Regions from separate parts of the Homo sapiens genome. Here region 2 is linked to region 1. Evidence: chromatin loops called from intact Hi-C (ENCODE). Cell type or tissue: mammary epithelial cell. All regions are shown on one strand. Links, peaks and the distances in the headings refer to the core of each region. The heading gives the core; the rest is flanking DNA.

What was found. Peaks named below come from ENCODE experiments on the same cell type or tissue, not always from the same donor. Only the 100,000 strongest peaks of a DNase experiment are listed, where the experiment ranks them.
Region 2: a loop joins it to region 1, with 7 times the contacts of the local background. A loop is called at or near these places in 98 of 110 quality-filtered maps.

Annotation. Positions count from the first base shown.
Region 1 is chr4:109,977,097-109,983,493 of GRCh38, reverse strand. EGF (epidermal growth factor) reads right to left here. Exons shown (of 24, transcript NM_001963.6): 14 at 3,355-3,522; 15 at 2,519-2,668; 16 at 1-72. Among named protein-coding and RNA genes, the nearest start is that of EGF, 67 kb to the right of the region's middle. RefSeq lists an enhancer at 2,456-3,655. In mammary epithelial cell, for the core only: no CTCF peak of the experiment used is centred there; a DNase peak (open chromatin) is centred at 2,993; H3K27ac peaks cover 1,124 bases.
Region 2 is chr4:109,424,960-109,431,356 of GRCh38, reverse strand. SEC24B-AS1 (SEC24B antisense RNA 1) reads left to right here. Exons shown (of 3, transcript NR_039978.1): 3 at 577-1,394. Among named protein-coding and RNA genes, the nearest start is that of SEC24B, 5.7 kb to the left of the region's middle. In mammary epithelial cell, for the core only: a CTCF peak has its summit at 3,652 (motif pointing left); no DNase peak of the experiment used is centred there.

The sequences.
Region 1 (6,397 bases), core at 1,456-3,955:
TATCTTCTGACACTCTAGTCTTGGACAAGATGTCCAATGGTGTTACTTGGTTCTTTAGATCAACTTCACCACCTATTGAAGGTCAATAGATGCAATTAAATTTAGCTTTTCTGTTTCAAAAAAAAAGTTTGATTTCATTTATGTTTACGACTATTCATTGGTTGTGAGTTCAGACTCATTCTTACAGTAAGAGGATTCAGAGAAACTGTCAGGGTCTTGGTAACTTAGTAAACCTCACCCTGCTATCCCACACCCTCTCATTTTCACTGAGCACTTAATGATTCGGGGGATAAGGAACCAGTACGGAAGAAAGATAGGACTCTTTCAGGTACTGGCAAAAAACAAGAGTAAAATACCAAAACCCTCAGGGACATGATCAGCTCATAATCACAGCCCACGGTTATTAAGGACAAAATAGATGATCTTCCCAACTTGTCTTCCATACACATGCTTCCTCCTTTATGCTGCTTTCATGCTTATTTTAGCCTGATTTTACCTACATCTTATAATATGAAAGGACATTAAAAAGTCATGATTTAATACAGGCATAAGATTCTCGCACTGCCCACTCTCAGAACAGGGGAGAAATGGATTCTGTAAGACAGCAGTTTTCTAAACTGTGATCCACAGAACCCTGGGCTCATCCTTCAGAATGTCCCTAAAGTCATAATTCTTTTCATAATAATACTATAAAGTTAACTGCCTTTTTCCACCATGTTCACATTTGTACTGATATGGCAAAAGGAATGTGGGCAACAGCTGGTGTCTTAGTATGGAAAAAGGAAATGACAGCAAACTCTACCAGTAGCTGAGCTCTTCACTGCCACACACTCATATTAAAAAAGAAAAGAAAAGAAAAGAAAAAAGGCCGGGCACGGTGGCTCATGTCTGTAATCCCAGCACTTTGGGAGGCCAAGGCGGGTGGATCACATGAGGCCAAGAGTTTGAGACCAGCCTGGCCAACATGGTGAAACCCTGTCTCTACTAAAAATACAAAAATCAGCTGGGCATGATGGTGCACGCCTGTAATCCCAGCTACTCGGGAGGCTGAGGCAGGAGAATCTCTTGAACCCTAGAGGCAGAGGTTGCAGTGAGCTGAGATCTTGCCACTGCACTCCAGCCTGGGTGACAGAGCAAGACCCTGTCTCAAAAAAATTAAAAGAAAAAGAAAAAGAAAAAAAAATTGGCTGGGCAGGGTAGCTTACACCTATAATCCCAGCACTTTGGGAGGCCGAGGTGGGAAGACCACTTGAGGCCAGAAGTTCAAGACCAGCCTAGGCAACATAGCATGACCTTGTCTCTACAAAAAATAAAAATAAAATAAAATAAATTAATAATTTAAATACATTAATAATTAATAATTTAAATAAATTAAATAAAAATAAAAATAAATTAGCCAGGCATGGTGGTGCATGCCTGTGGTCCCAGCTACTAGGAGGCTAAGGTAGGGTCCCAGCTATTTGAGCCTGGGTGGGGCCAAGGCTGCAGTGAGCCATGAACATGCCACTGTACTCCAGCCTGAGCAACAGAGGGAGACCCTGTCTCAAAAAATAAAAATAAAACCCAGTTTCACAAGAAGATTGTTGTGAATCAATAAGAATTATTAATTTTTAAAACTCTTGACCATTGACTACACAGCTTTTTAACACTCTATGTAATAAAATAAGAAATGCATATAAATTCTTTCAGTGCATACTAAAGTTATGATGGTTAGCTAGAGGAAAAACATAAGTAAATTTTGAATTGTGAGCTGAAACTAGCCTCTTTTTTTCATTGCATAACTTTTGTTTATTTTTCATCAATCTGTTACTTTACTTATATTTACACCATGCCTACCAGATAAATATAAATTTTTAAAAAATTTAATAAAATGTAAATTATCTTTGGTATATTTCTGCTAGAAAGATATCAAGGGATGAATCCACAGATGCCCAGATTGTTTGGGTGCACATTCAAGGGAGGCAAATAAGTACTACTGGTTATACCTCACACTTGGTTTACTCTTCCTCTTCCTCAAAGTCATATCTAGTTTGTAAAAAAGTACATCACAAGCCTTCTCAGGCTGGATTTCCCACATTTGTCTGATATCCTGAAGTTATTTTTTATAAAGGACTTTGATTTTCTTATTAAGACCTGTCATGTGATAAGAGATCATATACTACTACCTCTAAAATTGAGGACATAAAACTTCTAAACAAAATATCGCTGAACATTTTTGTGAGGTGATAGCATTTTGGCATTTATTTCCAAGCCTGGGACCCACTCCACTATAAATGGGGAGGTGGAGGGCTTGGAGCTTAAGACTGTTACCACTAGAGGTCAATTGAATTTTGCCTGTAATAAGGAACTCAAAACTCAGCAGAAGAGAACAAATAAACAAACAAATTCTTAGCATTCCTAAAAACAGGAGAACTTTTAACATCCAAAATATTCAAAATCAGCAAAAGCATAAAGATTGATGTACAGCTGTATTTCTGAGCCAACGTTAGGTAATTTGCCACATAATTTATTATATTACCTGCCAACAGCTGATGACCATCCAGAGCCAGACACGTTTTCCCATCTGAGGCTTTCATAAAACCTTCACGACACGAACACCAAGCAGTTCCAAGCCTCTTTTTGCAAATATGTTCACAGCCTCCGTTTTGATATAAGCAGGGATCTGCTCCTAGTAGAGAAAAGAAACAAATTCACAAGTGGGTTTGAAGATGAAAAGGATGCCATTAATGCAAGTCTACAGCTTGCTTTTAGGGAGCTATAGCTTTTAGGGAGAGAAATGCAGTGTATCTAAATAGAGGGTATATCAATAGCTATTTCAGAAGAGTTCCCCCAAGGAGCCACTGATTCTAAGATAAGCCCAGAATGTTATTACCTTATTAGTACTGGGTATAGCCAGCACTTTTTTCAAGAAGCTCTTTAGTCAAATGTGATTCTTATTTCCTGACTCATCATCTAGTCAAACTGACAAAGAGCAATTCAGAAAGAAGAGCTACTATAAAATGTGAAATGCCTTTTCCATTTGCTCACTCCTCAGGGGTATGGAAAGGTCCAAGTGTCGACAGAAGCTTCCACTGCCGGTGTCTAAATTGCCTGCCTTAACCCAAGGCTCTTCGAAATGCAGCAGGTAAGTAAAAGTTGTTCAAGAAAAGAGGTGAAATTGGAGGGATAAAGCCCCAATTACCAAACTACCAGATTGTCTTAAACAAACTTAAATCTTAGAAAATCTTAACATCTACACAGTTAGTGAAAGTTACAAAATCCCCTCCACCCCCCCGCCAACTGCATGACATCAAACAATTAAAACAGTTGCAGATTCCAGCCAAGGAAAGACTGTGTAACATCTCCAGTATGTACCTGGTTTTGCCAATGGATGAACCACAACCAGTGATGAGGGCTTCAGCATGCTGCCTTGGAGACGTACTCTATCTTTGCCAGTCCTCTTGTTTACTCTCATTACTGATGGCATAGCCCAATCTGAGAACCACACATAATCCTCAAACACTGCTACAGCAAATGGGTGACCTGGAAACAATTCAAGTTTGTTAAATACACCTTCTTTGTCTTTGCAATGACTATTTACGAAAGGACAAGGCTTGAAATTTACACAACATTCCTACACTAAATCAGCTCTTTAGCTACTCAGCAAGTTATGAGTGAGCCACCGACTCACACACCTGCCTCAAGGAAAGCCCACATGAGGAGGGAACGTCACCTTAGAATGGGAGCATAGTGGCATGAGGTCCCAGCAAGGCCCACTATCACCCAGCAGTTGCAGAGTGGGAGAATGTGGGCTGATTGTCGTCCTAGCCCCATGAAGGAGAAAGGTGGAATTTTCCTTGTTTAGTACATCTGTCGCTACTTATAGACTAAACTCGAGTAACTTATCTTACCACTCTTTGCCTTAGGTTCCTACTCTTTTGAGCAGCAGTAATAAGGGGTAGATCAAATTCACAAGTTCTTGTAAGGATTTTTCAAAATTTGAGGTAATTGTATAAGAGTCTCCCCACATTCCCATCTCCACCAACACATTTGCCTGCATTAGTCCCCCACCTTCTTTCCCCTCTCTCCTTATTTAATATTGACCTGTGCCCCTGATGTCACCCTTCCTGCCTTCTCTAGGGCCTGGATCCATCAACGACCACCCCCTTTCTCTTACATCTTCCCTCTCTTCATTCCACTAGCTTTGTTCCCTCTGTCTACTATAACCTCTCTCCCATCTTCATTTCCTCATCCCCGTGACCCCTCTAGCTCCTCCTTGTCTCTTTCCTTCCCTTTTTAGCCACATTTTTGAAAGAGTCATTTATTATCAGCTGCCTCCATTTTCATGCCTCCTACTAACAGTAAGTGGGCATCTTTCTGAGCCCACCTTCACCAAACCTACCTCTCTGTGCCACTGGAACTGCTCTGAGAAGGCATGCAAGTATTGAATACGCAAGGGAATGTTTTAACGTTCTATCTCAGGTGGTTAGAGACTAAAGCTAAGGAGGCTGAAGTTGGATGTTTTAATCAAGGCTACTCACATTCCCACAGACCACTCTTTTTGTAAACGAACAATGGATTTGACAGATTAGAATGAATGTCTTCCCCTACTGGTGGCAAACTCAAATAACTTGTTCTGGTTACAATGAGTCTCCACTTATCATTGTTGATCAGGGTCATTAAGATTCATTCTAGTCTCTGGCCCTTTGTCCCAAATTAAAGCCTTAAGTACAGCAAGGGAATTTTTAACATAGCTATAGTTCTTTTTTATCATGGTGAAAAAGCATAACAGAAAACTTAACAGCTCAACCATTTCTAAGTTCAGTAGTGTTAAGTACATTCACACATTGTTGTACAACCAATCTCCAGAATTTTTTCATCTTGCAAAACTGAAACTCTATGTCCATTAAACAACTTCTCATTTCCTCTCCCACATCCCCTGGAAACCACCATTCTCCTTTCTTTTCCTATGAATTTGGCTACTCTAGATACCTCAAATAATTGGAATTGTACAGTACGTGTCTTTTTGTGACTAGCTTATTTCACTTGGCATAATGTCCTCAGGAATTAATCCATGTTAAAGCACATGTTAGAATTAGCTATAGTGTTTAAACAAATACCTCACACTAGACATAATCTTTCTTATTTTTTGTTTACAGAAGAACCACAATTAATTGCATTTTAAATTAAGAATATCTTCAACCTTTTAAAATACATTTTTAATGTACAAACAATATTATATGTTTTTATTGCATACAACATGATGTTTTAAAATATATATACATTGTGGAATGGCTGAATCTAGCCAATTAACAAATGCATTACCTCAGTTATCATTTTTGTGGTAACAGCATGGAACATCCACTCTTAGAAGAAATTCTTAACTGGCAGCTGGGAAGCCACCACATATATACCAGTAGATGGCACTGTAATAATGGGAATGTTACTTACATAATTTAATATAAAATTATTTGATAATGGCCTTCAATAGTTGTATTAGTCATACAATATAGTAGCAATATAAATGATACACAAAGTATCTGCTATGCTTTTTAGTTTAAAATATAGTGTCCTCACATTCGGGTTAGAAATTTTCAAATTCCTTTCTACCTTTTTATGTCAAAGATACAATTTTACATTTATTTGGGTGATGTATTTTTTGGTTTTTGTATTTTTTGAGACGGTTTCACTCCGTCACCCAGGCTGGAGTACAGTTGCACAATCACGGCTCACTACAGCCTCAACATCCCAGGCTCAAGTGATCTTTTCACCTCAGCCTCCTGAGTGGCAGAGGGATTACAGGCACTCACCACCATGCCCAGCTAATTTTTGTATTTTTAGTGGAGCAGAGTTTCGCCATGTTGGCCAGGCTGGACTCGAACTCCTGGGCTCTAGTGATCCTCCCACCTTGGCCTCCCAAAGTGCTGGGATTACAGGTGTGAGCCACCATGCCCAGCCTGGATGATTTTTTTTTTTTTAGTAATGTATGTGTTCTGCACTAGATTCCTTGGCTTTGCAGATATCATATTTGTTTTACCCTCCACTGTATCTTCAGTTCCTGTAATGTGTCAATAAATACCCCTGAAGTAAAAGGATGATAAAGTCTAAGGTTGTGCATAAGCATATCACTTATTGTGAAGTATATCTTTAATTTTTAGAGAATCTTATAAATACATAAAATTTTAAATTATACTTATCTTAAGCCAAAGAGAATGGGCAAAATAGGTATCTTATACAGATTATTAGTTGGTTAGCTTCTTCCTAAATGAGAGAAACCATGTTTTTTCATCTTCCCAACCAATTTCTAACTCTCCAAAGCATCTTCAACACTTCCCTGGCTCTCATTTTCTATATGCAATCTGTTACAAAATCCTCTTAATTTTTTATGCACAATAATTTTTAATATCATAATCCTTCA
Region 2 (6,397 bases), core at 2,296-4,795, 550 kb after region 1:
CTATAAACTATACTGGGTTAATTTACATTTTTCTTCATAAAGCTATGCTAGTTATGATTTACTGTCTTGCTGTCAAAAGATTTTCAGTTTTTCATATTTAGAATTTGTTCCAGTGTACTCTACAATGGTAGATCTCAGAGTTTTTGAAATGCAGATTTGTGGGCCCAAACCCTGGACCGTATACTGATTCAGAAGTGGTGGAGATAGGGCCCTACAGCAAGCTCTCCAGGCAATTCTGATGCATGGGGAAGTTTGAGGACCACTGCTTTTGAATAGCAGAGTTAAGCTGAATTGGTTCATTCTCTTACTTTGGAAGATGATGGTCCTTTCTTTCAGGACATCTCTTCAATCTTTTACAGACCAATAAAAGTGATATTTTGTAGATTTGTGATTACAGTGTCACAAATGCCAATTATGATGTTTCCTATGTCAACTCAGATTCTCTGAGGTATAGTGTTGATGCAGATGCTGAGGCCAAGTCTGTTCAGTGAGAAAGAGTGGGTAATTGAATTAATCTCTGCTGCATATATGGAAGTGAAATAATACGTGTGTTACTATTTGTCATCCCCAACTTAGGACTCTATTCTCTATAACAGAAGTGGGAGCCTTGGACAACTGAACGCCTATCTCTAGCTCAAGAAATGTCAGCTCTTTTTTTTTTTTTGAGACTGTCACCCAGTCGGGAGTACAGTGGCGCCATCTTGGCTCTCTGTAACCTCCACCTCCTGGGTTCAAGCGATTCTCCTGCCTCAGCCTCCTGAGTAGCTGGGGCTACAGGTATGCACCATCACTCCTGGCTAATTGTTGTATTTTTAGTAGATAATGGGGTTTCACCATGTTGGCCAGGGTGGTCTCAAACTCCTGACCTCAGGTGATCTGCCTGCCTCGGCCTCCCAAAGTGCTGGGATTACAGACGTGAGCCACCATGCCCAGCCAAGAAATGTCAATTCTTTATCGTAGCCTGGCTTTCCATATTTCTCACTAGGGTTTTTATTCTCTAGTTTGTAAATCACATTTGGCGTTTGTAGATCACTCCTTCCCTTTTAGTGGCATTCTCTATTAGGTGTCCATCTCCCAATATGAAGAAACAGTTTTCTGCTTTTTCCTCCTTTATCTGATCCATTTACAGATTTATTACATTTATAATAGGCTAGGTATTGGGGATACAAAAATGAATAAGATATGGTCTGTTTTCAAAGGTATGCAGAAACTTTTCTATATATTCCTACTGACTTGTATTTGTATTTCTTGAATTAAAAACAATCCTGGCTGTGTTTTTTTTTTTTTTTTTTTGCTCTTAGTGAATCTTTGTTTCTTCTTTTCATTATGGCATTCCAGTTGAGTTTCACCACGCATTATCATGAGAATAAATAATTTCACTGACTTTAATAATATTTGATCACTTATGTTGATGTCATTTAACTCTCATTTACATTTCAGTGGTCTAAAACACAACTAAGATACTAAAAGAAAAATAAAAGATGAGATTATTGGCAAATAATTACCACATAGTCAACTCATGAACAATAGTGCATGCACTTACAGGAAATTCTCTGATTGTCACATAAACTATTTGGCTGTTGTTTCAGACATGCTGTAATTTCTGTAGTTAGACACTTAACTAGTCCACAGCAGATTAGAAACTATGAATCACAAGGCAAGGGAAGGAAATGCTGTTAATATAGGTAGTTTGAGAGGAGCAATCTCTATTAGTTGGCAGAATAAGCACAGGAAAAACAAGACAATTAGAAAAATGAATTAAAAATGCACGGTATTCTGACACAATTAGTTACATTGAACAACCCTATGTATTCCACTGGAAATATGATAAACATAGTCCACAAGTCTCTGCCATCTGAGAAATTTATAACCTAGTATTCTGAAGGAAATAAAGTGAAGGGAACTGTCACATACCGAACACCTGCTTTATAACTTGAAAGCGCTTTATGACATCACCATATATCAGGACCAAAACAGATATTCATAGATTTGGTCCTCAATTGCAAAGAAAAATTAAATTATGTTCTGTACTCTGTTTCAGAAGACCAGAGGAATACAGAACCCATTTTGGAACTTTAGAAACTCTTACATATGAACAGGTTAGGTTCCAAAATTTCCATTGTTCGTAAGTCCCAATACTCACAAGTTCGGAGTAAGCCACATATGCATTTCCAGAAAACAGAAAAGTGAGGCAGTCCTTTGAAACTTTAGAACAAAGCTTACTCTTCTTTTTACTGATATAAGTTGTATAGTGGTGCAACCCAGACTAAGGCGCATATGAATCTCTTGATGATCACGTTAAAATGAAGATGCTTATTGGGTAGGGTTAGAATGACCTGAGAATCTGCATTTCTAGCAAGCTCCCAGGTGATGCTGATGCTGATGCTGCTGATCCATGGACCACACTTTGAGTAGCAAGGTTCCAAAGGGCATTTTTTGTTGGATTTACATTTGAAGTCCCTTAAGGAAGGAAATGCCCCTCCTTAATGAGCCTAAAGGAACTTCTTAGCAGCTGGCGTATATTCACACCTGCTACCACTCATGTTGATGTTGTACAGATTAAAATGTGCCTAGCGCTCTTGCTTTCCATAACTTTACTTTCTTAGGCCTTTAAGATACTTGAACCATCTCCTAATGGGTTAATGGGTGCCCAGAGTTGACACTGATCCTCTCATCACATGGTCAACAGTGTGTACATTTTGTCAATTACTTTTCTTCTTACTGATTATTGTTATATAAAAATGGTGAATTAGTCTGCTTTGGCCACCATAACAAAATACCTTAAACGAGGTGGCTTAAACAACAGAAATGTGTTTTCCCACAATTCTGGAAGCTGGAAGTCTGAGATGAGAGTGCCAGCATGATCAGGTTCTGGTAAAGGTTCTCCTCCTGGCTTGTAGATGGCCACCTTCTCACTGGTCCATACATGGCAGGCAGAGATGGGGAGAGAGAAAGTTGTCTGGTGTCTCGGTATAAGGGCACCAGTTCTATTGGACAAGGCTCTGCCTTTACGACTGCATTTAACCTTAATCACCTCCTTAAAGGCCCTCTCTTCAATATAGTTACATGTGGGGTTAGGGCTTCAACATATGGATTTTGGAGGTACAGAATTCAGTCCATAGCAAATGGCATTTTCATATGGCATGAGTCACTCTTTGCTTTTCAGAATTGTTCCCAATTTCAACTGGGTCATACCACTTTATTGTATATTTATTACTATGAATTTTCATTTTTCAATCTCTGCTTTTTTAATCTTCACATCACTCTTACTACCACCTTCAAAATTCTCACTGCTTTCTCACTGACATCAATGTTGGGATTAATATTTATAAAGCACATTTTAAAACATAAACTCATAATAGGCCCCAAATTAATAAAAAGATGACCTACATCAGGGCACCACTACACCAGGGCACACTGAATGAGTGCAATTCATTAAAAGATGTATTAAGATATTAATCCTCTTCAGACATTGGGACAACTAGGGGGTACTCAAGTGATCCTCAGGCTAGTCTCCTTTGGCTGCAAGCATCCTTGTCTTTTACCCAACAAAAATATCCTTATTTTCTAGCTATGTTATAACATGAAGAGGCTGGGAAGCACTGCCCTAGACTAAAATTACTAAATTACTGTGCACAATCTTCAGTGCCATCTGCTGGAAGGAGACAAAGTTACTATACTATGGTTCTAGAAGGTAGATTTATGTATTCGTTCATTCATTTGAGACAGGGTCTCACTCTGTTGCCCAGGCTAGAATGCAGTGGTGCAATTACAGCTCACTGCAGCCTTGACCTCCTAGGCTCAAGTGACCCTCCTGCATTAGCCTCCCAAGCAGCTGGGATTACAGGAGTGCACCACCACACCGGGCTAATTTTTTAAAATTTTTAGTAGAGGTGAAGTCTTGCTGTGTTGCCCAGGTTGGTCTCTCAAGTAATCCTCCAGCCTTGGCCTCCCAAAGTGCTGGGATTACAGGTGTGAGCCACCATGCCCAGCCTAGATTTATTTTTATGTATAAAACTAAGTTAAAAGATCATACGAAGGGGTATTTCTGTGTTACAAAGGATTGGTTTTAAAACTTTTTTTACTAGTTGAAAGGATAAACTTCAATTACCTGAAAAATGTAAAACACAACTGTTTCTTTAAAAGAGAAAAAGCTAGACAAAAAATGTTGTTGGGGCAGACACAGTGGCTCACACCTGTAATCCCAACAGTTTTGGAGGCCAAGGTGGGAGGATCACTTAAGCCCAGGAATTTGAGACCAACCTGGGCAACAGAGTGAGACCTTGTCTGTACAAAAAGTTAAAAAATTAGCCAGGTGTGGTGGCGTGTGCCTGTGGTCCTAGCTACTCAGGAGGCTGAGGCAGGAGGACCACTTGGGCCTAGGAGGTCAAGCCTGCAGTGAGCCATAATTGTGCCACTTACACACTCCAGCCTGGGCAGCAGAGTGAGACTCTGTCTCAAAAATAAATAAATAAATAAATAAAATTGTTGAACATACTAATTCAGTTAGAAAGGACACACTTTTAAAAAAGAATATTGATAAGTCAGAGCACCACTATGATGGCAGGGTGTTTACAAAGCTTGTGGTACACCATATACAAAAATCAACTCAAAATGGACTAAAGACTTAAAAACCTGAAACTATAAAACTAATAGGAGAAAACATAGGGAGAGATCGTGCCACTGCACTCTAGCACAGCGACAGAGTGAGAGTCTGTCTCAAAAAAATGAAAAAATTAAAAGATTTTTCCGTATAACAACTTTCTTCTTCACTAACGAAAAGTAGAAATCTAGTATAGTCCTGTAGACAGTTTCTATGTAATAGATTAAAACAAGTTAAAACAGGAATTTCTCCCATAAGATTCTCTCCTTCTAAATACAACAGAGTAGAAGGGGCAGGTGTGGTGGCTCATGCCTATAATCCCAGGACTTTGGGAGGCCAAAGCAGGAGGATCGTTTGAGACGGGAGTTTGAGATCAGCCTGGGTGCATAGAGATACCCTATCTCTACAAAATAATTAGAAATTAGCCCGGCATGGTGACACAGCCTTGTAGTCCTAGCTGCTCAGGAAGCTGAGGTGGGAGGATTGCTTGAGCCCAGGTGGTTGAGGCTGCAATGAGTCAGATATATATATCTGGCTTTATATATACACCTTTGTTTTATATGTATATTATATACTTTATTATATATACATAAAACAAAGTAGAGAATGTTAGTCCCCGGAATTTCTCTGTAAGAAAATGTCTCATGCAAAAATCATTCAGGAGGAGAAAAATATACTTTGTAGGGGATGCTACATGCTTCTTGCCAAGAAGAGAGAGAGAAATGGGAGGCCATTAGCTGTCTTCTATGTATGGTTGGTGGGCAGGGGTACAAGAGAAGCTTCTCACTTTTACACCATGTGGGAAGAAGGTAGTGAACAGGGTAGAAAGAAAACTGTGAGATAACAACATGGAAGGATTGGGAGATTGAAAGAGGAGGAGAATTTTAGCAGCCGTCATAAGTAGGGAACTTTGGAGGGAGGAGAGATATAGAGAAGTATTGTTGGAAGCTTTACTTTCTATTTTTCTGGGAGAGACCCCTGTGTTACACCTTTACGGAAACTCATAATAAAAATCTCGATCGTTTATCAACATTAGTCTCATTATTTTTGAACGAGAATCCCCACAGAAATGATATCACATGACACTTGAGTTGTAAATTGTACAAACTGCATTCAGAAGCCATCACCAAGGCCTAGCTGTTCTTTTTCCTGAATCTAGACCATTTATGTCATATGAGTATCTACTTTCCAAAACTGAAAGCTCCTCACTTGGTCTTCCACAGAACTCCAGTGGAGCTCTAAATTGTATAGCTGAAAATGGGGCATATAATTCATACACTTTCACCATAATTCAGGGCAGGGAGGGAATGTCACTGGTTATGGTATCTGTTAGTTTTCCCTGTTAACTGACATTTGGAAAATATGTGCTCTGAGACACTCACACTTTGGGTTTAGATAACGTTTCTTCTCTCGGTGTCTGTGTTTCATGTTGTTGTTGTAATTGGCCAATAGCGCTGTAGTTGCTGCCAATATATAAGTTTGTTGCAGATACAAAATATGGACATTTTGATAGTTAATGTGCACACACACATAATACACAATAGGCATAGTCATAATTTTGTTACATGATCATTTGGCACAAATGATGAAACTGTGCACAAGTTACTATAATTAATGCCCTATACTTTCTTTTTCTTTCTTCTTTTTTTTTTTTTGAAACAGAGCTTTGCTTTTGTAGCCCAGGCTGGAGTGCAATGGCTCAATCTCAGCTCACTGCAACCTCCGTCTCCTAGGTTCAAGTGATTCTCCTGCCTCAGCCTCCGAAGTAGCTGGGATTACAAGCATGCACCATGC